2 separate regions of the Homo sapiens genome follow, and region 2 is linked to region 1. Evidence: chromatin loops called from intact Hi-C (ENCODE). Cell type or tissue: B cell. All regions are shown on one strand. Each heading gives the region's core, and the rest is flanking DNA. Links, peaks and the distances in the headings are about the cores only.

Region 1 (8,351 bases), core at 1,396-6,395:
TGACAGAGCGAGACTCTGTCTCAAAAAACAAACAAACAAACAACAACAATAACAACAAAAAATGAGGACACCGAAGTTCACTGGAGGAAACTCATCTATCCAGTGCCCAGTTGGTTGATTTGCAGGAACCTGAAAATAAGGCTACTATGAAATCCTCTTCCTTCTTCCACCTTCTTGCTTCCTTCCTCTTCTTTCCTATGACCCTGTGCATGACAACATGGGAAGGGTTCCACCTATATATTCAGACCTAATAAAAACCTTGTAAACAGGGTATTTTTCTCCTCGTTCTGTAGATTTAGAAATTTAAAATTTACTAGAGTTAAAAAACCCACTTAAGGCACTTAAATAGTAACTGTTGAAGCTGTGTTTGTCCGATGCCAAATCCTGTGTTCTTACCTCGTTTACTACAAGAATGATATGACTTCCTGAAAGAAACTTTGTTTTTGTATTGCTATGGAAAAATCACCCAAGATATACTAACAAAAGATCATCACGATATGCAAAAGACAGCACAGGGCATGGGACTTTGTGTAAAAAAAGAAATATATAAAAACATATATTTTATTGGATTGAGTATGCCAAACTATTTACACGAATGGACAGTAAATTAATCACAGGGATTACTGTGGAAACTTGGCAAATAAGGCAAGAGTGGGAGACTTCTCACAGTACTTTAAAAATACATGTTAAAATTTGAAACATATACATGGATTATCTCAACTTTTTTAAATTTAAAGCAGGTTTTACAAAGTATATGGCTTTTTATCTTGGCCATTTTGACATGGGGCCTTTTTAACCTGGTCATTAATTACAACTATTATAACTGTATAACTGCATGTCAGACATACTGCAATTATTCATTGTTGAGCCATGCCAAATCAAAACCAGTACAGAAGCCTCAAGATTATGTCTAGAGCTTCTGCTTTTACCAAAAGTACATGAGGACTTTGAGAGAGAGGCATTGTGAGGCCAGCTTCCCAGTCTTTAGCCACCCGACTGCCACAAGGCCTCACGTAGTTTTGCCATGTTGGAATAACCCCTGCCCATGGTCAGTTCTTTAGCCTCATATGCTCATTCACTTTCATTTTCCTCTTGACCAAAAGTAGATCTGTATGGCCAGAATAGATTCACATTATCTAGGTTTATAAGAGCCTGGAATATAAACTACAGAGCCAGCTTAGTAATTTATAATGAGACATATAACAGAAGAGCCAACACATTCTCTCCCGTAGGCAAAGACACATGGTGGTGCAACCTGTATTAACAGATTGCTTAATCCATATGTCGTGAGAACAGGGTGGATGAGCTCTGTGCTGGTGAGCAGTAGTTCAAGGTTGATACTACTATCTCTGCAGCAGGAACAGCTGTGCCACCAGGACCTGGTAGGTTCTGTCCTCAGGTCTGGACACATCTCCCTTGGTCATGGCTTAGATGACCCTGGAACTCCACAGTGTTGTGCTTCTGATAGACATGTTCTCCCTCTTTAGACCTGTTAAAATATTCAGCCTGGTTACGTTTGAACTGGTGACTATTCGGATCTTTAAGATGACTTAGCACAGTTTAGTTCTAATCACTACTTGAATGAATTACACGAACCTGAAATGGCCAGCCTCATTTACCTTAATCTCCAATTTTAGTGTCTCCTTCCTGTGAACTTCTTGCCACACCTACCATGAACGTTCTACAGAACCCCTGTCTCCTGACCCCACTCCCAGGATTTTTCATGCACTCTTCCTGAGAGCTGACCAGCTGTAAGTTGTGGCCAACTGAAAATACTCAAATCTGATATCCAATCCTGAGGCTTTGTTTCCTTCAGTCTGGAAAACTATATTTTCAATTTCTCTGTTTACATGAAAGGGAAATAGTGTATTTTTGTATTAGGACTGTATACCTACATAAGAGTGAGTTGGCCTCCACATTAAGTGTCAGAGAGTACAGAGGAAGGAACCATAAGATTCCTCCAGAAAGGAGGTGAAAGGACTGGATGGAGCATCTTGTTTACTACAGAAGGTGGTGAAAGAGCCACAGACAGACTTGAACAGTCTCACACTTTTGCTGATAGCTGATGCTGCAAGAGAGCATCCAAGGGAATTGAAGATCCTCAAGTCTGTCCTCACTTCTGCTAAGGGTGTTTCCCTGGCAATTTTTTTATAAAGCAAATTCCTCCGGAAAGATCATATATTCAAAGTCAAAAGTGCAGGAGGATGTATGGCAGTGCCTTTCTGGGAACTGTTTTCTTTTTTTTCACGTGAGGTCCTTCCTTTTTTGTTAAACTACATTGTACACATTCATTTCTTGTTGTACACAACAGAAATTCAGAGTAAAAAGTAAGAGTTAGAAACTTCTGTAGCAATGTGACATTTTCTCTACGTCCAAGTGTAAAACCAGTGGACTTTAGCCCAGGAAAAGGGAATAAATGGGTTTGAACATTGTCAAAGTCATGTGGTAAGTGGTACATAAAGCAATCTGCATAGAAACATACGTAATAGGACCATGCACTGGTCTGTAATGAATGAGGGGAAAAATATTGGTCCTTCTCCCTCACAGGTAGCTTGGAAAGCACTTCTGTATGGTGAAAGTCTTCCTCTTGTTCTTATTCCTCAGCTATCCAGTTCCCTCCTGGAGGCAATCAATGTTATTGGTCTCCTGTGTTTTACACACACACACACACACTCACACTAGCTTATTAAATGTTCTGTATCTTGTTTTTGCTTTTTTCATTTAGTAATATGTCTTGACGATTTTGTTTGAAACTTTTAAAATAGCTGGAGAATAACCACTTGTACAGAGGTTCTTTATTTTAGCCACTTCTGTTTTGTTATGAAGATACTGCTTAATGAATAATTGGATATATTTTATTTCACACATGCAAATAAAATGTTTGACATTGAACACTTGTGTTTAAAAGGAAGCATGCATTTAATATGCATATTAATTGTTAAATGAATGCTTGTTGAGTTAAAAATGCAAGAATTGGTGAAGCTTTTGAGGAGAGATAGGCAGATCATCTGTGGAGCCTTAAGTGCAGGGAGAATTTGGCGTCATAGGGTGGAGGCTTTGTGAAGTGCGGGGACAGCTCACAGAGCACTCAGGTTCACCTCCACGCTGCCTTGTAGGAAGGCAAGAGATTAGCAGAACTGAGCCTCAAACTCAGGCCCCTCCTATCTCAACTTCCTCCCTCTTTAGACTCCTGCTGGGATGCTCTGCTCCTTTCTTTCTGTTAAACTACATGTGTATACCCATCACTTGTTGATTGGACTTACATCTCTCTGTAGCAGGACGAGCCGCAGACAAGAACCCCTCAGATACCGAATTGTAGAAGGAAAGGGCTTTATTCAGCTGGGAACATTGGCAGACTCACGTCTCCAAAAACTGAGCTCCCTGAGTGAGCAATTCCTGTCCCTTTTAAGGCCTTACAACTCTAAGGGGGTCCGTGTGAGAGGGTCTTAATCAATTGAGCAAGCAGAGAGTACGTGACTGGGGGCTGTGTACACCTGCACTGGTAATTAGAGTGGAACAGAACAGGATAGGGATTTTCACAGTGCTTTTCCATACAACGTAATCTATAGATAACATAACCAATTAGGTCAGGGGCCAATCTTTACTAGGCCCAGGCTGTGGTGCCGGGCTGTCTGCCTGTGGGTTTCATTTCTGCCTTTTAGTTTTTACTTCCTTTTTTTCTTTGGGGGCAGAAATTGGGCATAAGACAATATGAGGGGTGGTCTCCTCCTTATCTCCTGTGCCTTTTCAGCTTCAGGAAGACACAGTGGAAAAGTGGAATGAGTTTAGGCTTCGATATAGATGCAAGGTCCTGGCTTTAAAGCCTTCTCTACCTGTGGGACTTGGGCCAGTTGTTGAACCTCTCCATTTCTTGTGTCTAAAATTCAGACTGTAGTGTGTCCTCTAGTGTGTCCTCACAGAGTGGGGAAGTATGAATTAAGCTGGCTCAGGTAATGCTCCAGTGCTGGTGTCCAGGTTGTAGTAAGCTCTCAAAAGGTTTTGCCCCCTCACTACCTTGAACACCTGCCCAGATGCTCTGTAAATGCTCACTGAACTGAATCTAGTCACATGAAACTTCACAGTACATTTCTGTATCTCTTCCTTATTGAGGTGGCTGCTTGTGTCTTCATATCTTCAAGATGCATTTACTGCCAAAGAGCTTGGGAGGCCAACTCTTAGAGGCTCATTGCATTAGAATGAAAAAAGCACAAGAGGCTGATTGTCCCCCAAGGAGAAACAGGCAAGATACTGAAGGAAAGGGAGACTGCTGCTCTTCTAGGAGTTCAATGAGAAACAGTCATTAGAGCCACAGCCTGCTGTGCAGAAAACAGGCTGTAGTGAGAGAGCATTTTGGATTCACTGACCCGAAGTTCATGCTTCCTGTCTATCTGCTGCATTCTTATATTACCTTAACAAATGTCAGCCTAGCTGTTGAAGGTACAAATGGTACACTGCAAAGAATGCACTGAACATGTTTTGAGCTCAATGTTGATGCCTCCAAAAGGGCAGGGTGGGAAGGAAATGACCAGGGCCAAAGAGGCTAAAGGGTGCCCTGTTGCAAATTGGCCAATTGAGAGTTGTTTGCTGGGACATGCATTCTGGTGCACGCTGGTGGTGCACTGGTAGTCTGTATAGCTCCTGTTGCGTCTAGTCCATGAGCTCTTTAGCCCAAATGCACTCAGATGCTCACAACAGGCTTTTAAATAGCACTTGCTGGATGAATGGCAAGTGTGTCTTTGCAGTCTCCTGCAGGATTAATTAGCAGTTTCCTGGACTTTGGTAGGATGTCCTTAATGCTCAGCAACAATCCAGCACAAATCAAAAACCTGTGTAATGGTCATTACCGTTAGAACTCAATACCAGGAATCCTCACCTTTTGTTATGAACTATTTAACTCCCTCTGCCTCTAAGAAAAAGCACATTTTTGAAATTAAAGCTGCATTTACACCCTTAGAGAAAGGTGTTTTGTTTTAGCTTGAATACTGAAAACTACTCAGTCCCTCAGGCTAATGTGAACATGATCCCCTTGTTAGTCTTTTGCTTTTCCCATGTAATACAAATGTCAAAGTCCTCAATACCAATACAAATTCCCTGCTCTTGAAAAAGACTGGTAAAAAAGGATAAAGATGTGGATGAAGAAGAGGATCTGGCCTCTCCAGGGGGACTAAGCAGAATTCATAAGAATGCCAAACTTTTCAACTGAGGCTTTAATCATTATCCATCCATCCACCCATGCATTTAACATCTATGGGACATCTACTATGCCAGAAACTGTGCTTTGGATAAAGGATGAAGAAACCACAGCCTGTGTCTTCAAGCTTCTAGTTATGAGCATCCACCAAGAAGTTACCATAGGTGATCTTGTCAGATGGCAAGAAGCCATCTGAATTCAGAGCAAGGAATTAGGGATGAAACCAGAGAAGGCCTGAGTAGTCATGGATACAAGAACATCTATCTCCCTCAATACTTTTGTGAAATTACCAGTTTTCTGAGTCTTTTCCCTTTACTTGTAATAACACTAGTCAAAGGTTGATTGCCTGATTTATTCCTTTTGGTTCCTTCCTCTGAAGGTAAGGATTCTGCTTAAGGAATGTCTAGCAATTAGTAAATACCTACAGCATAGGACTCATGTCTTCTAGAATGCCAAGCTTATTGCTAAATACATGTATAACTAATAGGTGCCTGTCTGGCCTGTTGTAGCTTTGGTATAATCTTCACTAGGTTCCATGAATACTGAGTAAGAACAGGACACTGGCAAAAATGGCAGTCATTTCTTTACTGCTGTTTCTTCTTCATTCACACCACCTTCTAGAGAACCTCCTCTTTGAAATGTAACCCCAAGTACCAGAAGCTCCCCAAGCCATGCCATGGCTAACTACACCAGATGAAGCTCAGGAAATCCATGTCTCTTTTCAGAATTAAAAAGGAACTCCTAGATTAAGTAGATTAAATTAATGAGTGTCAGTGCTTTAACTAGAAACCTATATAGATTCAAAGGGTGTGGCCACTTTTGGGTACTGCTCTGATTTACGTGATGAGTGCACGAGTAGAGAAGCTCATCTGTGACAGAAAAATGAAGCAGAGATGAGAAATTCTTAGTATCTCCCAACTCTGCAGGTCCTATGATACCCCATTATGTAGCCATTGGGTTCTATGAGTTATATATTTACATGTATAACTTCTTTCTAATATTTAAACTAGTTTGAATAGACTTTTAGTGCTCATAACCAAAGGATAGCTGACTAAGGAGAATAAAGGTCTAGGTTCTTACTAGGAATTTATCAGGATAAAAGGCTAGATACAGAAGGAATATGGACTGTGGAGGTCAGAAAGCACCAGTCTGTGATAATCCAATAATCTTACAGAAATAGGAGAAGAAAGATATCAAACCAACATCAACTTTTGCCTGTTTTAGATTAAAAAAAAATCTGAAGCATTTGGTCTGTTTCTGCTTTCCTGATGATCTATCTGATGTGAAAATCTTGCATTGTCTTTATCTACAGCTGTTCCAGCTAGTTGGTATGGAGACATTGTGGCTTTACCACTGCAGCAGCACTGCCCAGTAGAACTTCCTGTGATGACAAAAATGTTCTATATCTGTCCAACACAAAAGCCACAAGTCACATGTGGCTGTGGAGCACTTGCAATGTGACTAGTGTGACTAAGAAACTGAAAATTTAATTTATTTTTAATTAACATAAATGTAAATAGAAAGAGTCACATGTGGCACTCTCGTAGCTACTGTATTGGCTAGAGTGGCTCTAGTATATGCTGCCAAATCCCACAACTGTTATCTCAGTGCTACAACCCACTTCAACAGCCGCCCAGCAGTTCCTCTCTTCTCTCTGTTGTTTCATTATATGGCCAGTCTTCACAAAGCTATGGGAGAGATCTTCAAAAATACAAATCAGCTTAGGAAACCCTCCTGTTGATATCCCTCCTGTGATTTATCTTTACATTTGTAATAAAATCTAAACTTCTCCTGCAGCCTGAAGGTCCTACCTGATCTGACGCTTGCCTACCTATTTCGCTGTATCTTCTTCCAATCCTCCTACCACTCTGTCCCATATTCACCACACTCCAGCCTCACTGGCCTTCCTTCTGTGCCCTGGACACACAAAGGACACCATCAGCTCAGGACTTTGATTTCGTCTCTTTTAAACTTAGAATATTTTCTCCCAGATCTCGCTGTAGCTGGCTGTTCCTTGTCATTTAGATCTCAGTTTGTGTATCAGTTTCTAAGATAATTCTTTCCTGGCCACCCTGCCTAAAGCAGCTTCCACAATGGGTCCTTCTTCTTAAAATGTATTTATTTTCGTTCTGTTTCATTTTCTTCATAGGACTTAGCACTTTCTGAAATCATCTCATGTATATCTATCATATTATATCATATTATATCTTTATCCACTTACCCATCTACTCATCTATATTCATCCATCCATCCATCCATCCGTCTTCTAGTGCTCATAACCAAAGGATAGCTGACTAACATAAGGAGAATAAAGGTCTAGATTCTTATTTTTTATCATCCATCTTATCTTTTACCATCTACCTTTTACCTCTGTATCCCTTCACAAAAAGGTAAGCCCATAACAAAAGAGGATTGGTTTGACTTAGTCACTATTGTAGCCTAAGAGCCTGGAACACTGCCTGGAATGCAGTAAGTGCGCAACAAATATTTTCTGATAGATAGACTGACTCACTGAATAACTACTTATTCATAGTTTGGAACCCTTGGCTGAGGCTCTTGCAAGGACTCCTTCTCACACAGCACTGGATCCACCAGAAAGGTACTGATATGTCAAAAACTGAGCTCTGACCTTTCCCCAAAAACTGACTCCTCTGCAGTTCTCTCTGTCTTGATTAGTGATAGCACCATTCTGGTACTGATTCATGCCAAATACCTCAGTGTCATCACTGACTCCTCACTTTCTCTTACCCCACATCCTATCCATCAGCAACTTTTGGCTTAGATGACCACTTCTGACTACCTGCACTGCTACCGTCTCACCTAAACCACTAAAATCCCTTCATCTCGTGCCTACATTATGGTAGAGCTCTCTTAACTTCTCCTACTCCTAACCTTGGACTCTTCATTCTAGCTTCAACAGCATGATTCTGTTAAAACATAAATCAAATTATGCCATTTCTTTATCCAAAACCCTCCAGTGCCTTTATTTTACTCAGAGTAAAACTCAAAGTTCATTTAGAAAGACCCACAAGTCCTATACCATTGACCCCATCACCTCTTTGATCTCACCTCTAACAATGCTTTCTCCTGCTCACTTCTTAACCACACTGGCATCCTTGTGCCAATAAGATGCCAAGCACACCCCATCTTGCTGACTTTT
Region 2 (7,311 bases), core at 1,791-6,790, 380 kb before region 1:
CTGTGTTGAAAAGGAACAAGAATGCATATGGCCATGAGGGGGACTTTTCCTTACCCTCAGAAGGTGGGGGAAGAGGGCAATGGTGTGAAAGAATGAATTAGTTCTGGCAAATCTTGTTAGTGTCCATTGTAAGCAGAGAAGCTACCTAAGCCATCTGTGGTCACTTGCAAAATTGTTCCTTGTTTGTTCAGGCTCCCCACCGAAGCAAATCTTTGTGGCTTCTGATAATTTGCATATTGTCACTTGTTTGCCAACTAGAGGGTATCTGGACATGTGTATGTGAGAGGGCATCTGCGTGGACATGCATGTGAAATCTTTGTGGCTTCTGATAATTTGCATATTGTCACTTGTTTGCCAACTAGAGGGTATCTGGACATGTGTATGTGAGAGGGCATCTGCGTGGACATGCATGTGTGTACCGAAAAGAGCCCAGCATTGGTATGACATTGACATAGATGTTTGGGGGGCCTGGATTTGACTGGGCTCTAAGCTCAGTAGGAGAGGAAGGAATCCTGGGAACCTGTTTATATTATTTTGGGATATTCCTAGTCACCATCTCCGGTCGCCTTTTTGTGCCCCCTTCCCTTGCTGCCCTACCTTCCCATGAGTCCCCTGCTGCCCTACCTTCTCACACAATTTTGCCTCAATTCTTGTGCTTAATGGGTGGTGTGTGTGAGCAAGAGGCAGAACGTATTTAGGGCAGCTTGTTATAAGCTAAGGGAGATGTTAGAGTAGTATTTGCTACCAATGGATCCTTCTATGTCAAAGATACTGTTGTTTTGTCTCAATTAATTCTACAGTGTTTATGGGGACCTATTGTAGACCCTCCTGCAGAGCAGCAGTATTCGGGTGCTGCAGCTGTCTAAAGGCTGCATGGCCACCATGATTTCTGTCTTCCAGTGGTGAGCATCACGTGCTCTGTGGATGGGATGAACAAAATTCGGGAGTACGCTCATGAAGGGACTGGTTATTGGGTTCTGATGGTCACTAAAGGATTCCCATCTGAGTGCTTGTAGAAGGCTGATGATTGTGAAGGGCATGTCTTCAGGACGGTTCTCTAGTAGGCTTCTAGGATTCCAGATTGGCCAAAGAAAATGGTAAATGCAAATCTGCAAAAATTAAACAGCACAAATACCGTTTCTTTTCATCATCACAATATCCTATGGGAAGGATAATGTAATAGGATTAGAATCTAGGACAAAAATGGGAGTCCTTCTGAGTTTTATTTTTAACAGCACCAATAACTAATTGTATGACATTGGTAATTTAACCCATTTAGGCTGGAGGTTGAAAATTTTTGGGTGTGAAAAATCAGACCTTGGTGATGACCTTGAGCAGTAGGATATAAATAACTCCCACAAGCTTAGTGTTCCAATAATGGAACACTAGGCATAACTGGGTTAATTGGACAAAATTTCCCTACCCCTTAATTTCTCCTTTGTGAAGTGGGTAATCTTGCCTTTTCCTTCTCCTTCTCTTCCTCTCACTTCCTTTTATATGAGACAAACTCTGCCTATAAAGAAAGTTGCTGCTTTCATCTCTTCAGAAGTCCTCTTTTTATACTGTCAGGCGGTATTCTCCATAGCTATTTGAGAGGGTCACACTGTTTTTTATTGCTTGATGGATACACACAAAGAATGTTAAAGCAGAAAGAGACCTTGAAGATCATCAGAGCTGTCTTCCCTTCACAGATGAGGACATAGAGCCCAGATCAGTGATGTCTCGTGATTTGTTCAAGATCACATGGCAATCAGCGACAGTCGGCGGGGGGAAAAAAAACAACACCCTTTTTAGTCATCACAAAGCTGAGTGCTAAAAATGAGACAGGAGACTGAATTGCTGTGGCCGGTCATTGCCACTGCATGGGAGTCTGCCCCAACTATTTGCTTGGCCCATCTTATTACAGTTTGGCACTTCTCTCTTGAACCTTCCTGAACCTACCACGCCTTTGCCCAGGATAATCAGATAAAGGGGCCTTTTATTTCCCAGCTGCCCTGTGCATGCAGCATTCAGAGAAGAGGGGCTGGCAGTGGGGGTGGGGAGGGGAGAAAACATTTGTCTTTCAATACTGGCCTGACATGAAAGCTTCACTGCCGGGCATTTTGAGAACCCAGCTAAATAATGGTCGCAGCCAAGACAAAAGATAAAACTGACCCACTAGTTATGCAGTTACTTAAACATGATTTACCCTGCATAATGCTGCCTGGGACCTGAGGGTCTCGTTTTTAACGAGCCAAGAGACAGAACTATTAATTACATGGGAAGGAGTGCTATCAGAGAGCAAAGTAGTCATTGCCAACGAAAAAGTCCTGAAATATTCCACGCCTTTCTCAAATACTCACAGAAACACCCAGAAGTGGCACAGCTCACATGTTGGTGGACACAGGCAAGGATGGGGAAATGATGAGTCCCAGTGGTTCTAATGTTGGATGTCACAGGGCTGGGGGTTTAGCTGGAGCCAGGGAAGTTGCAGTGGTTAGAGGAAGTTGGGACAGGGGTTTAGAAGCAAATTATCTTGTGGTTTGGCTGAATGTGAATGTTGGGAAAAGTCAAAGAGGAGCTCTGCATCTTACTGCTCTAGCGGACATGATTTCCATTTTATTTCTGCATCTTACAGCCAACCCCTGAGCCTCTAATCTCAGTGACATGCCCATTTAAGGGAGTTAGGATATAGGGTGGGGGAGGGGAGCTGGCCTAGACCAGAGAAGAGGCTCTGAAGACCAGAGATAGGTAAGTGAGAGTGGGAGTCTGTTTACAGATTGTCTCTCATCCACTGTGATATGTTAATTTTTCTGAGCATCTTTTGATCAGATAAGCAAATCTCAGAAGCACAGCTCTTGTTCTGATTGCTTTAGGGGCATCACTGTACCTCTTGTGGTTAAACATAGTAGCCTGTGACACCAGCCCTGGAGTGGAGTGTCTGGGCTGGGAGGATGAGAAGGTAAAGCCTAGAGGATTTGAAGAGGACAGGGTCAAGGGTTAAAGGACAGGGGTTAGCAGCAGGCAAAGGCCCAGGATTGAAATATTTGCTGAAGGCTGACAGGCAGCAGAATAGAGGCAGACAAGTGGCAAATTCCTGTTTTCTCCTCTAATTGAGAAAATATTTTGAGTGGTATTCAGTCAGACTACATAATGAGTGGGGGTGGGGCTGGAAGTGGAAAGAAAGAATATGAATGAGCAAGAATATTATTAAATTACTGCAAGAAGCCAAAGTGTGTGCAGAGTTCAAGGAGCTGTATGAATGTGCCCTCCTTCCTTGCTTCCTAATTTGGGATGCACAGCATTCATTTCTTCACTCACTCATTTAGCACATGGTCACTGGCAATGGGGGTTTACTTTCAAAGGAGGGTTTAGTAGCTGCCCATAGAGTTACCATCAGATAAATGTAAAAGGGGCCAGTTTTCTCTCCCAAGGCTAGGGAGACACATAAGCAGGTGATTGCAACACGTGAGACTCCCATCTTGATGCTGTTATTGTTCTTTTCTTTTCAACATCTAAATCTGGTAATCATCTGTATCTGCTCACAGTTTGGGGAATAATTTCATATAATTTCACATCTAAGAGAGACTATAAAGTGATTCCTGCACTAAGTCTGGCTATCCCAGGGCCTCTGTTCTTAATGAGTTACCTGTACTGTCCAAGGAATTGTGTAGCAAAACTGGGTTGGGGGGTGTGTGTGGAGGGGCAGAGTCTGGGTTTGGGGAAGTAGTTAGGAAACAAAGCAGTTATGTCTTGACTCAACCATAACCAGCCTGCCCTTGCTTGAAAGATTCGGCTTTCATATTTTAGGAGCACAGGTTCATTTTGTTTTCTAGGCTGACAGTGAATAGCACTGATGGTTTATTCACCAGGACCTTTCCTGAATTATAGGGGCATATAGCTGGGAAGGCCTTTAGGGTCATTTTGCCAATAGGAACCCACAGAAGTTAAGGGACATCCTCCCGGTGCTATGTGAGGTTGTGGCAGAGCTGGGACCTCCTCCCCCTCGGCCCCCTGACTTCCCAGCGGCTCTGGGTGTGCTGTCACCTCTTCCAGGAAGTGATGACTCAGATTATTTTCATCAACATACCTCCCCCCTCCAACTCCGTTTTCTTCCCACAGCCACCAAAGCCAATAATAGACTAAGGCAGTTTCAGTTTTAGACAATTTCCTTTTTTACTTAGAAATCTATGGTTAGAAAAGGGTGTAGGGTGGTAATAGTGGCCAGGGGTGGGGAGGGAGGCATGAGAAGCTTCAAAGGGGATGGGCATCTCCTGGCTCTCTGGTGGCCTGGATGGAATTAGAACCAAGAACTTTCATATGACCTTGAGTAGATCTCTAAAAGATTCCTTCCCTCTGAAGTTTTTTGACTTTTAAGTTCAGAAGGGAATTTCCTTTCCACCAATTCAGGGACCATTCCTAAAGCTTCATGAAACCCTTACATAATTTTTAAACTTTAACAACTAACTCATGTGAGTTGTTACACATAGCTTGTAAGTGACATTTCAAGCCTTCTTGATTTTCATTCCAACAGTTCTAGATACATAATACATTCTTTTCAAGGAAGGTAGGGACTTTGTTTTGTTGTAGTAACTAAAGCTGGCAATCATTGAAAGAGATTATGAATAATCAAATAATAATACTTATCTCTTGAGTTCTGTATGGGAGGCACCAATCTAAGCCTACTACCTGCAAATGTATATGTAATCCTCCCCAAAACTCTTAAGAGGTAAATCTTACTGTTCTCATTTTGCTGATGAGTTAACTGGCATGGGGAGGTTGAATAACTTGCCAAATGACATCTAGAGAGTATATAAAAGAGGTAGTGTTTGAAGTCCAGTTAGTCTGATTTCAAAGTTCATATTCTTAAACACAAAGCTATATAGGACCGCCTCCCATTTGCAGATTAGAAGTCATAAACTGTAATAATATTACTTTCAAATTTCATCACGTGTTTGATTCTAAGTGACATGAACTTGAAGTTTATTAAATATGTAAAGTACACAAAGACTTCATAAAGGCCCTATTTTTAATAAATGCCTCAAGCCACACAACTGTGTGCTTCGTTACATAATTTGTTTTTGTAATAATACGTGGAGAAGAGCCCAAGATGAAAGGGCTGGCTAGATTATTGTGTGTCAGTTGTGCACACACTCTGTTTCTGTTTTTCATTCTGGGATCAACTGGGGAGATAAATCCATTTGCCATTGATCTTACCATCGTGAGGGTGGAGTGGTTATCAGAGGATCCTGGAAAGTTTAAAGCATTATCCAAATGCAAAATAAAAGAGGTGGACAGCTTTTTATTTTTTTTAACACTATAAACATGTTTCAGTTTTGCTGTTCAGACTCTTCTCTCTGAAGTCCTTTTCCATAATGTTCGTTTGGGTAACTAGCATTGGAACATTTGGATAACTCAGTGTTTGAGCTCTCTGGATGAGTTGCATGCATTTGACTGAAATATTTGATCACTGTGTGTGTGTGTGTGTGTGTGTGTGTGTGTGTTGATACCCAAATAAAACAAACTCTTAAGGTTTTACTGTCAGTGTCCTTATTTCTGTCTCTCACTTTGGGGTGAGAGATTAGGATAAGTGATATCTGCAGAGGTTCCTGTCTTGAGGCAGGGCCTTCCTTCTCATTTGAAAGCATCTTAAGGATTTGTTGCTGAATGCCTATCTTCCTGTGGTTCACAAAGACGCATTCAGATGACATTCTAAACTTGCTGCTTTCACGGCAGCCTTTTCAGTGAGTGGCCAGCATCACTTTTCAGTGTGGGGGGATGGACAGTAGGTGGACACTGTCTATGTATGAGCCCTGTAGTAAGTTGCCAACTGAATGGTTTGAGATGTCCAGAATGTTCCCTTCAACCTCAAAGGAACAACAATCATTTACGCAACCCCTACTGTGTCTTCACCAAGCTCTCAAAACACCTTAAATATGAAATCTCTACCACCATCATAAAATCAGATTCTCGAAGGTGAAAGAGAATTATCCTGAGTTTCCTCACAGACATTTAGCCAATCTCCTTGGTGCTTTGTGGGTGGCCTTTCTATTGTTGAACACTTCTGGGCTGAGATGCTGCTTCCCTTGTTGGGTCAAAGTAATCCAACAAGTAATTCTTCTTATAGCCCCCACTTCTTGGTCTTATCTAACCCTCAAACACAGAAGCTGTGCTAGAGAGTTAGTGACACTTTGCTCAGAACCCAAATTAAACCCAGAGCAATTGTATCCAATAAAAAAAAGAGACTGAATTTGAGGGGAGGTCCTTACACGTACCATTTATCCCCTGTTTGCTCTACCGTCACTTATTAGGTTCACTCTGAAGAATTAATGAAGGCTATCTCAGGAAGAAAAGCAAAGTCTTCTCTCATTTAAGACTCACTACTTAGAAATATGCTAATTCTGAGAGACAGAATAATGCACTTCTACTCCATTGTGATCACTTTTGCACAGTTTGGCTACTTTATTCAAATTCCTGTATTGTACTGTCTGATTTATTCCAGAGAGCAGGACAATCAAGAGACAGGCAGAAGTAGAAACCTTCTGGAGATTTAGCAGTTATTCACTGTCAGAGACTGGTGGTTCTCAGAGCTGATCATTTCCCTGGACATGATCACGTCTCCCTGTGCTAAGTTTATTTGCAATCTATTAAAAACTACACAAGGCATGCGGGTCTCGGGAAAAAGTCACTGTTTTGTTTCAAGTGCAGGTAATCAAATTTAAGTGTGTTTGGGTACCTGTTACTGATGTTCCATAGGGACCATTTGTTCATTCAGTTAACAGTGGATGAGTGTGGATTCTAAGGTAGTCATTGTACTCATCATTAAGAATATAAAATCAAATAAGACATGTCATTTGCCTTTAAGAATCAGACAAGCTTGAGTCAGATAGGCAAATAAAATGGTAATTATAAAATAATGTATCAAATTCAATGAACAGAAAGTATAATCCTCCAAATCCTATTGGGGGCAGGGAGAGAAAGCTCTGGGATGGAGGGAAGGTAGTCTTGGAGCAAGTTTTGAGGAACAAGAGGAGTCAGCTAGAGGAAGAAGGAGAACAGGCATTCCAGGAAGAAATAATGGCATATGCAGAGGCATGGGTGATGAAATGATAGACTTGACTAGAAGAAATGCAAGTAGATCCATTTGAATGAATGATGCCAAAGGTGGTTGGGAGCAGAGGTAAGAACTAGGCAGTGGGAAGAATGCAGCTAAGAACTAACTAGTGCTTATTGAATCCTTACTGTGTGCCAGATAGAGTTCTAAGCCCTTTACATGTGTATTTCAAGTAGTCTCCATAAAACCCTAGGCAGTAGCTACTATTGTTATCTTTA

Evidence for each region. A loop is a pair of places that touch in the nucleus more often than their neighbours do. Peaks named below come from ENCODE experiments on the same cell type or tissue, not always from the same donor. Only the 100,000 strongest peaks of a DNase experiment are listed, where the experiment ranks them.
Region 2: a loop joins it to region 1, with 5 times the contacts of the local background. A loop is called at or near these places in 2 of 110 quality-filtered maps.

The regions. Positions count from the first base shown.
Region 1 is chr18:45,099,905-45,108,255 of GRCh38, forward strand. All of the region lies in intron 3 of LOC105372091 (a long non-coding RNA gene), which reads right to left. Among named protein-coding and RNA genes, the nearest start is that of MIR4319, 130 kb to the left of the region's middle. RefSeq lists enhancers at 3,566-3,615, 3,696-3,765. In B cell, for the core only: no CTCF peak of the experiment used is centred there; DNase peaks (open chromatin) are centred at 3,747 and 3,847; H3K4me3 peaks cover 2,142 bases; H3K27ac peaks cover 5,000 bases.
Region 2 is chr18:44,721,737-44,729,047 of GRCh38, forward strand. The region is part of intron 2 of SETBP1 (SET binding protein 1); the gene reads left to right. Among named protein-coding and RNA genes, the nearest start is that of SETBP1, 45 kb to the left of the region's middle. RefSeq lists a silencer at 365-414 and enhancers at 3,598-3,647, 3,778-3,967. In B cell, for the core only: no CTCF peak of the experiment used is centred there; DNase peaks (open chromatin) are centred at 2,748, 3,745 and 3,925; H3K4me3 peaks cover 1,574 bases; H3K27ac peaks cover 4,835 bases.